2 separate regions of the Homo sapiens genome follow, and region 2 is linked to region 1. Evidence: chromatin loops called from intact Hi-C (ENCODE). Cell type or tissue: OCI-LY7. All regions are shown on one strand.

Region 1 (5,000 bases):
ACAGATGTTTGATAAGTCTTAATTCTATTTTAAGACTTATCACAGAAAGTTATATTTCAGAATCTTGTGTTTACATAGCCTTGAACTTATTTTTTCTTGTAATGGGACGATATATTGAGATTATTGAATTTGATGAGAATAGGTGACAATTTAAATGTGAGGAAGAGAATAAATCACAGTTGTAGAAAGGTAAAATTATGTTTTATTGCACATATACTACTTGAGACTTCTTGACCAACTGAAATTCTTCAGCTAATGTACATGTTCCCAAGAAGTGTAGTCAGATAAACCTAACAGAATGTCACTTATCATGATTATTTAGCATTAGAAGTAACACCAAAAAGCAAAGATTAAAATGACCTGGTTTTCCTGATATTCCAAATTCTCATTCTTAACAGCTCCGTTTGTACACTGGAGCAATTTGTCAAGTTTGGAGTCAACAAATTCCAGTTTTATGGATATTGTGAGCCTCTGTCTTTCACCTAGGTCTCTTTATCTTGCTGATCTCTTACATGTTAGCTGTGACAGTTTGTCTTCGACAGTTTGTGGTTACATCATAACAGTAATTGTTTTTTACAACAGTGGATAACATAGGGAGTTTAAGGAGGACTAACTCCAACAAATAGCACAAGTTCCTTGAAAGGTTGACGCTGAAGGCATAAACTCCATTGGATATATGTAGGATCTAGAATGGGATCAGGCTAGTAATAATGTTTGAAAGAGCAGGTTTGGGAGGAGGGAATGGCTTAGGCTACAAGTTGGGCTATGAAATTGCATGTTCCTGATCATAGTTCACGTAATGAAAAGATCTAGATAAATAAGATGCCAAATAACGTTTCTTAGTGGAATCATAATGATTATCATGTTGTGGTGGTAAAAATCATTGGAAATCCTTACTTGGAACTAATTATAGAGTATAAAAGATCTGCAATTTTTCATATAGATTTCTATTACTTTTTAAAAGTTATGGTAAAATATATATAATACAAAGTTTAACATTTTATAGTATACAGTTCAGCAGCATTAAATACGTGTCTATTTACATTGCGTAACCATCACTGCTACCCATGTCTATAACTTTTTCATCATCCCAAACTGAAACTCTGTACCCATTAAACAATACCTCCACATTCCCTCCTCTCCCCAGCCCCTGGTAACCACCATTCTACTGTCTATGAATTTGCCTATTCTAGGTACCTCATATGAGTGGAACCATATAATATTTGTCCTTTTGTGTCTGACTTATTTCCCTTAGCATATTGTCGCCAAGGTTTCCATTACTTTTTAAAATACAGAGTGTTATTATCTTATTGAATTGGCCAGCTAATTAGTTTCAAGTTCTGGAAGTGTTAGAATATTTTATTGTATTTTATTGTGGCTCTCTCATGGGCCGCAATCTCTTCTCTGTCTATACCCTCTCCTTGGGTGACCTCCTCCAACCCTACAATTTCAACTACCATATATATGTTGACTACTCCTAAGTCTGAATCTCCAGTTAGGATCTTCATCTGGATCTCTAGATTCATATTTAAATGCCTTCTTGTCTTCTCCACATGGATGTGTAATGGGAATCTTAGACTTCACATGACCAAATCAGAATTCTTGATTTCCTTTCTCCAAAATCTGCCTCTACTCAAACTTTGCTCACTTAACCAGTTACTAAAACTAAAAATCTAGGCATTGTCCCCAATTCTTTTCTCTCCTTTACTTTACTGTTGTCTCCTCCCTGCCCCCAACCCCCACCATTGTAGCTTCCTATTTTTTACCACATAAATAACTTAGAAACTCATGATTATGATAGTCATCTGTATCAGTGGTCCCCAACCTTTCTGGCATCAGGGACCAGTTTTGTGGAAGACAGTTTTTTCACAGACTGAGGTTGGGGGAATGGTTTCAGGATGATTCAAGCATAGTATATTTATTTTGCCTTTTATTTCTATTATTATTATATTGTAATATATAATGAAATAATTACATAACTCACCATAATGTACAATCAGTAAGAGCCCTGCCCTTGTCTTCCTACAACTAGATGGTCCCATCTGAAGGTGATGGGAGACAGTGACAGATTATCAGGCGTTAGATTATCATAAGGAGCATGCAACCTAGATCCCTCGCATGCACAGTTCACAACAGCGTTAGTACTCCTATGAGAATCAGTGCCACCACTGATCTGACAGGAGGTGGAGCTCAAGCAGTAATGTGAGCAATGGGGAGTGGCTGTAAATACAGATGAAGCTTTGCTCACTTGCCAACTGCTCACCTCTTGGCCTGGTTCCTAACAGGCCATGGACCAGTACTGGTCTGTGACCCAGGAGTTGGGGACCCCTGATCAATGTGACTGATACACAATTCCAGTTATAGTCCATTAACACATCATATTTCATATATGTTTAACAGTTGATCTGGTAAAGATTTAAAAATATTTTGGGGCTAGGCATGGTGGCTCATTGTAATCCCAGTGCTTTGGGAGGCTGAGGTGAGGAGGATCACTTGAGCCCAGGAGTTTGAGACTAGCTGGGAAACATAGCAAAACCCCATCTCTACCAAAAAGACACAAATTAGCCAGGTGTGATGGTGTGTGCCTGTAGTCCCAGCTATGGTGGGGAGGATGAAGTGGGAGGACCACATGAGCCCAGGTGGTTGAGGCTGCAGTGAGCTGTGACTGCACCACTGCACTTCAGCCTGTGCAACAGAGCAAGACCCTGCCTGGAAAAAAAGAAAAAAAAAATATTTGAATAGATGTTTTTACTATAAATGCTGACTAAAAGCTGGGTGGTAGGAGTGTGTGTGAAACTAATTTAGCAGTCGTGTCTGCTGGCCTGTTGCTTCTGCCTTTGTAATATGTCCTAAATCTGCCTGCTTCCCTCCATCTTCAGTACAGCCACCCTAGTCTAAGCCACCAACATTTGTTACTTAGGGTACTGTAGTAATCTCCTCCTTTTGCTGTTGATTCCCTATTGCCTGTTTTTCAAACAGCAACCAAGATGATATCTTAAAAAATTGTTTTCAGTAATTACAAATATAAAGGAAGTTACAAAGATTATATAGAAAGGACCCATACTTGTACCCTTCTCCCAATCCCCCCACCATTGGTTCCATCTTATGTAACTATAGAACCCAGGAAACAGATACTGGAATAAAGTCTAAATATAGTTCTGTGTCATGTCCTCACCTGTGTTGATTCGTATAACCACTGCAATCAAGATTAAGAACTGTTTCATCATGACAATAGATCTCTCGTGTTACCTTTTGTAGTCTTCCCTACCCCCTTACCTCCTACTATCTTTAACCCTTCACAGTGATATTTTTGAAACATGAATCAGATCATATCACTCTCCTGCTTCAAAGCTACCGTAACTGCTTCCAATCTGAGAATAAAATTCAAACTTTTATGGTGAAGTATAAAGTGTTGAATGACTTGTTCCCTCCTTACCTCTGTGGTCTCACCTGGTACCACTGTTGCCCGCACGGTTAGGTACTATAGCTACACTTGCCTTCTTTCTAGTCCTCTAACACAGTGGTTCTCAAAGTGTGATCCCTGGACCAGCAATGTCAGCAGGACCTGGGAATTTGTTAGAAACACATATTTTTAGATTCCACACCAGACCTACTGAACCAGGAAGTCTGTGGGTGAGACCGAGCAATCTCATGTTTTACAGATCCTTGATGATTCTGAAGCATGTTAAAGTTTGAGGACCACTGTTCTAACAAGTCGAACTCTGCCATATGTCGGCTTTTCATTAGCTTTTTTCTCTATCTGGAATATCCTGTTATCCACAACTTAACCATCTTCCCTGACTGGCTCTTTCTTGCATTTAAATTTCTGTTAAAAATATCTCAGCAGAGAGAACTTTCCTCAATATACAGTGTAAAATAACTAGCTACTCATTTCCACATCCCTCTATTTTAGTCTTTTGCATATCGCCTGTCATTACCTGACTTCGTGTGTGTGTCTTTTCCCTGTTAGGTTTTATGCACTCTGAGATCAGTACTTTGTTTTGTTCACCAGTTGATGCCCAGTGCCTAGAATAGTGTTTATCAAATAGTATGTCCTTATGATCCCCATTTTTTTTCTATATTCTCCAGAACAATCAAGCTGTATTCTCCAGGACAGCTTTACAGAGCAACTAAAATGTTGTCTGTAGGCAAAAGATTTGCATAATTTGTTTTTAATATTTGAATGTTGTGATATTTCACATGTGAAATAACCTAGAAAGAGAAAAAAATCTTCATTTTTCTTTTCTCTTTCTTGAGACAGGGTATTACTTTGCCACCCAGGCTGGAATGCAGTGGCATTATCTTAGCTCACTGCAGCCGCAAACTCCTGGGCACAAGTGATCCTCCCACTCTAGCCTCCTGAGTAGCTGGGACTACAGGTGCATGCCATCATGCTTGGCTGAGAAAAATCTTATTGTATGCTGTAGCCTGTATTATCCCACATTGTTTGTAATTATTTATGCATTTATATCAGATAGCCCCTCTTCATTCATTATTAAATCATTGATTATTTTGCTTCACTTAAGATCCCCAAATTCTTTATCAGTTAGGTACTGCCAGGGAATGTACAGATCACAGGAAACTTTAGACACATGTTCTGTATTACTAGGTAGGCATTTGCCCCTACCTCCAGTCTGTCTTTGACCCAGATTAGATAGCTTGGACCTTGGGTGAGCCTTTGGGCCCTTATGCCCCATCCTTCTTATACCCTTTTAGGCAACCAGTATTCGTAGAGGCTCAGGCCACATGGCCTTCTTGGCCCATTTCTCTGGAGCCCATACCCTGGTCCTGTTCTGCGGATCCTAAGATTTTCTTGTGAGAGAAGCCTTTCACTTTAAGGCTTGTAGCCAACTCCTGTCAACCTGTCCTTAGTTGAGAAACCTTAGTTGAGAAACAGGTAGAGGAATCCCCTGATCAGGAGGTATCCTTATGCCTGATTGTTAACTGCAGAAGAATAGTTGGCTTCATTTTAAAAAGGAATCCCCTGATCAGGAGGTATC
Region 2 (5,000 bases), 120 kb after region 1:
GATCCCATGGAATTCTGAAGAACAGCGCCCATACCTAAAGAAATCCATTACTTTATTAAATAGGAGCTTTTCTTTTTAGTGCAATTAAATTTGATGACCACTTACTATGTACCAGGAATTGTGCTGAGTGCTTTATACATGCTGTCTAAATTTAATACTCTCAGTTGGCTGTGCCCACGAGGAACTATGACTTCGAAAGGTGAAATAAGACACTCATGGCCACATGGGTAAAATGGGCCAACAGAGCCTCATATCCAGGGGCATCTGGCTCCAAAGTCCAGGTTCTTAATCAACGCGCATATGCCCCCAGTAGAGGCTTCTTTTCTCATATGCACACTTCACTGCTGCTAAGGGAAACGTCTCATTGTAATGCGTGGGAAATACATTCCTACTAGGAATCAAATCAGGACATTTCCTTGTTCATTTCTGGTGTTGCCTCATCTGTGTCTCCAGCTGCTCCAGTTGGGTTGTTTCAAGAAAGAATCTTTGAATCCACCCCATCCACCATTTTGTTAACCAGTGCCCTCCTTTCAAAGATCTGTATCGTGGTTTAAATAGGTTCAAGGTTCACCCAACACTAAATAAGCAAGGGTGGTTCTCGATACAAGTGGGCCGTTGAGAAGCTGCGTGTTCTGGAAGTCGGTGCCCCTGGACCTCCCACTCGGGGTGTGTGTGTGTGTGTGTGTGTGTGTGTGTGTGCGTGCGCCCGCGCGCAGGGCGGTGGAACAGGATGAAAGTCAGAGGAAACAGAAGTGAGCTAGCCTAGCCCAAGAGGGGCCCCAAACATGCATGCACCTCACATCACGAAACGAATCATGAGAAGCACTTCAAGTGTGAATAGGGACAGGCTGGAATCCCAGGGAAACCGTGCATGACAGGATCTGGCAAGGTCCCTAGTACCCAGCAGTGCCTCCAAAACTTTCCTTTAAAAAGAAACACCTCTAGGGAAGCCTGTTTCAGGTTCTAAGAAAGCAGTGTTTAGGATTTCATGGAGGACCACAACATGCCCCGAAAAAAACAGGCTGTTCCGCAGTCAGTGAAACTTACTAGGATCTTACAAACTGTCTTTCAGTTTGAGCTTTAAATTAATGAGCTCTCAAATCCCCAGTGGGCATCTGGCCCCCCGACCCTCATACTACTTTTGATTCTTATGTTTCAGAGGCCTTTGCTTGAATGGAAAATCTTTTCCCCAAATTTTTGTACTATTAATATCAATACAATTCAATCCTGTGTACAACAGAAAAAAAGTTGGGGGAGGTCAAGATAAACAAATCCTCATTGCAGCCAAAACCTTAAAAAGTTGTGTGATCTTCTGTGCCTTGGTCAAATGTAGGAAAAAAAAAAAAAAGGAGAAAAAGTCGTGTGAGCTACAGCAGGGATGTTAACTTCTGTATTTCAACCTTCTCCTCTGTAGAAGGGGTAAAGTCAGTCTTATCCTTTACATACTATCAAACTAAAAGACTTCTTGAAAGTATTTGAAAGTAAAAATATGTAATCCTTTTGATCAGTACACTGTATAAATGATCTTTATAATAAGGATGGAACAATGTCTTCAGCTTTAAAGACAGCCTTGACAGAAGTATTTTCTTAAATCTATGGTTGTCAATGTAAGAAAATGTTTATTTACTTACTTTAAGATGGTGTTACAAAAATCAAAATAAAGGAAATCTTACAGACCACTTCCACTAGAATGAAACCCTAATCTTTCTGATAAACTTGAAAGATTTTCTGTGCTAAAGAAGAAGCTGATGAAAGTCGAAAGTATTTACCCAGTGCAATGAGAACCTTTTTGCATGGATACAAAATGATGGCGGTTTTTCCACATCCAGAAACTGAAACATTTCCTGCCAGAGCATCCTCCAACTCTTCTATTGTGTTGAAACTGTAAAATCTTTCTAAATCAGGACTTCCTCCTATTATGCTTTAGAGGCGTCTTTCTGGGAAGGGTAGATCCAAGGCAAAAGGTAGGAATTCCTGCAGCACCACCCAGTGGAAACATTACAAAAAAAAAAGCAAGATAAAATATGTTTAATAAAAGAAAATCTCATGTGTTAGCTCCTCTCTCAAACTCTTTTTGCATCGATGGCATCCTGCAATCTGTTGTGCTTACAAATGGCCTTTAACATCACGTCTGCCCTGTCTCTGTTTTGCACGTGTGCACACACGCTGCACCACGGCAGGGTCAGGAAGGATGGTGCAACCCTGGGGAGGAAGGGGTCCCAGGTGGGGTCAGGTGTGGGCTGTGACATCACCCCTTCCTCTCAGAAGGATCCCCAAGGGATCCTGGGGACCGGGAAGTCTGCACAGCTGTGCTGGGCACCCCAGTCCTGATGCAGCAATGAGTGTTTCCTGGCAGAGAGGTGCCCAACCATCTGTGCACCTTCCCCTTTCCCTGGCCCAGCTGCACCTGGCCCGGGACCTCCAACATCTGCACAGCCATTCTACCTCCCTGGTTCTATCTTGGAGAGAGTTATAGAGCCTCTTCCTCCCCTTGCAGCTCCTTTCTCCAGTCCCTGCAAAACTCCCTCTGGTGTGAGCATGACTTCTGCTCCCCTGTCCTACCAAGGCCACAGTGCATCTCATAGGCTCCTTGGAGGTCATTTAAATCTGGTTGCACTTCATTTACTGCCTCCACCAAAACTCGTCTCTCCTCACCAGTGCCTGCTTCTCACAATGCATGACACATCAGGCTATAATTTTCTTGGGAACTGGATGAAGCAACAAGAACTCTTGACCCTCTCCCTTCCAGCTCCTTCACAGAAAGCCCTGGCAGTGGCCTGGAGAAGGAGAGACGCCATTGCATGCTCTTCTCAGGAAAACTGGGAACTTTCTTATCTTCTCTATAGAATTTAAAATAACAAAGTAAACTTAATCATTTCTGGATGGTTAAGTCACTAAAAAAACCTGCCCTCTGGCTGGGTGCAGTGGCTAACGCCTGTAATCCCAGCAATTTGGGAGGCCGGGGTGGGTGGATCACCTGAGGTCAGGAGTTCCAGACCAGCCTGGCCAACATGGCGAAACCCCGTCTCTACTGAAAATACAAAACTTAGGTGGGAGTGGTGGCGGGCGCCTATAATCCCAACTACTCAGGAGGCTGAGGCAGGAGAATCGCTAGGAGCTGGGAGGCGGAGGTTACAGTGAGCCAAGATCATGCCACTGCACTCCAACATGGCAACAGAGCGAGACTCTGTCTCAAAAAAAAACAAAAAACAAAAAACTGCCCTCTAACATCAGCCTACCTGGAAAAGTTACCTTTCTCCCTTCGTAGAGTAAATCCACTGAAACTATTTTTAATCCCTCTTTTAAATGGTACACAGATATGGCAAAGGATAACAGTTGGCTGAGCTAGACACTATTTAGAGGATACAATCAGTGTTAACACTTTACAGCATATTTGAATTGCTGATAATTTATTATACAAAGGGTTAATTGCATTATTCATCTTTTCTTTCTTTTTCTGAAGTTTAACATTTGCCAAAACATGTCAAGGTTTAGTTGGATAATACTGACATTACCCAGTCTTTGGGTCCCACTCTATACAGTATTCTTGCAAAAATGGTTATGAGTTACTGGTATTCATGACCGAGGGATCACCATCAACATCTTTAGAGGTTTTTGAGAAGCACAAAGAGCTGCCTTACAGAGGTGGTTCCTGAAGCAAGGAACTGGTTAGTTTCACTGTTTTTCCTTCGTGCTCTTCTCAACAAAACTCTTTCATGGTTTAGGAAATGCAAATTCCAGGCATAAACATTTATACATAAATCTGGTATGGTAATACATTCGCTTTGGAAGAGAACTATAAAAAACAGTGACTCTGCAGTCTTCAACATATCATCACCTGCTCATGTGGTGGACATGTGTGTGGGATTTTAACTGCATCTGAAGTCACAAAGGTAGTCACTAGCCCTTGAATAGCTTTACCCTCCCCACATGCCTATGTCTCGCTCACATTTTTGTACAATGGACATCAAGTCTAGCTGCATATGATGGTTATGGTGCCAAATGCAGAGGGATTCTAAGTATACAGCACCTCTAATAAAGTTAATTTTAACAGGAAGTAAAAACACAGTGGTGTTAAGGTAAAAGTACAAGCACAGCCCTCTCACCTCTCATTCAATGTCTGTTTAAACCAAACCCGACTTGTAGACAAACAACTGTAAGTGGAACACATTTTAAAACAGCTTGGTGTTCCTGGTGGGTACTGTTATTTCCAAAACTTGCAAAAATAAGACAGTGAGTGATTTCAAAACTTAACAGTCTTCTCATAATGCCTCATATTTCAAATAGATTTTTAAATTAACCATCAAGATGCACTGAATAAATGAGCAAAATAACATTAAAACTGTCATCGAGGGGCAGACCAACCGTTCATTCATTCATGTCCAGAGAATGGTGTTATGCAAAGACCACCAAAAGCATCTGATGGAAGAGACTGGCTGTTGGTGGCATTAACATCAAACATCAATCTGTACCCCAAAGCATCCTCGCTGCCCTTAATTCCCACATGGGCATCTGCCATCCACTGGCTTGGGCAGTCCCTTTTTGAAATGTCATATACAACTTATTACTCTACCTGCTCTTCCAATAATTGTTCAGCGTGAATATATTAACTGTACAAAATAACAGCCAGATCCTGCTTTAGAGGATCTTTTTTTTCCCTTGTGAAAGAAAATCGTGGCTCACACCTGTCATCCCTGCACTTTGGGAGGCCAAGGCAGGCAGATCACGAGGTGAGGTGTTCAAGACCAGCCTGGCCAACATCTCTACTAAAAATACAAAAATTAGCTGGGCATGGTGGCGCACACCTATAGTTCCAGCTGCTTGGGAGGCTGAGGCAGGAGAATCGCTTTAACCTGGGAGGCGGAAGTTGTGGTGAGCCGAGATCGCGCCACTGCGCTCCAGCCTGGACAACAGAGTGAGACTCTGTCTCAAAAAAAAAAATAAATAAATAAAAGGGAAAGAGAAAGAAGAGAAAGAAAAAGAAAATTGCCCCTTTCATT

Evidence for each region. Hi-C counts contacts between places; a loop is a spot of excess contacts. Peaks named below come from ENCODE experiments on the same cell type or tissue, not always from the same donor. Only the 100,000 strongest peaks of a DNase experiment are listed, where the experiment ranks them.
Region 2: a loop joins it to region 1, with 4 times the contacts of the local background. A loop is called at or near these places in 1 of 110 quality-filtered maps.

What each region holds. Positions count from the first base shown.
Region 1 is chr12:96,325,278-96,330,277 of GRCh38, reverse strand. The region is part of intron 2 of CDK17 (cyclin dependent kinase 17); the gene reads left to right. Among named protein-coding and RNA genes, the nearest start is that of CDK17, 73 kb to the left of the region's middle. In OCI-LY7, a CTCF peak has its summit at 2,151 (motif pointing right); DNase peaks (open chromatin) are centred at 2,187, 2,717 and 3,177; H3K4me3 peaks cover 2,682 bases; H3K27ac peaks cover 3,826 bases.
Region 2 is chr12:96,206,265-96,211,264 of GRCh38, reverse strand. All of the region lies in intron 1 of ELK3 (ETS transcription factor ELK3), which reads right to left. Among named protein-coding and RNA genes, the nearest start is that of ELK3, 14 kb to the right of the region's middle. RefSeq lists an enhancer at 641-1,163. In OCI-LY7, a CTCF peak has its summit at 1,964 (motif pointing left); a DNase peak (open chromatin) is centred at 2,254; H3K4me3 peaks cover 1,627 bases.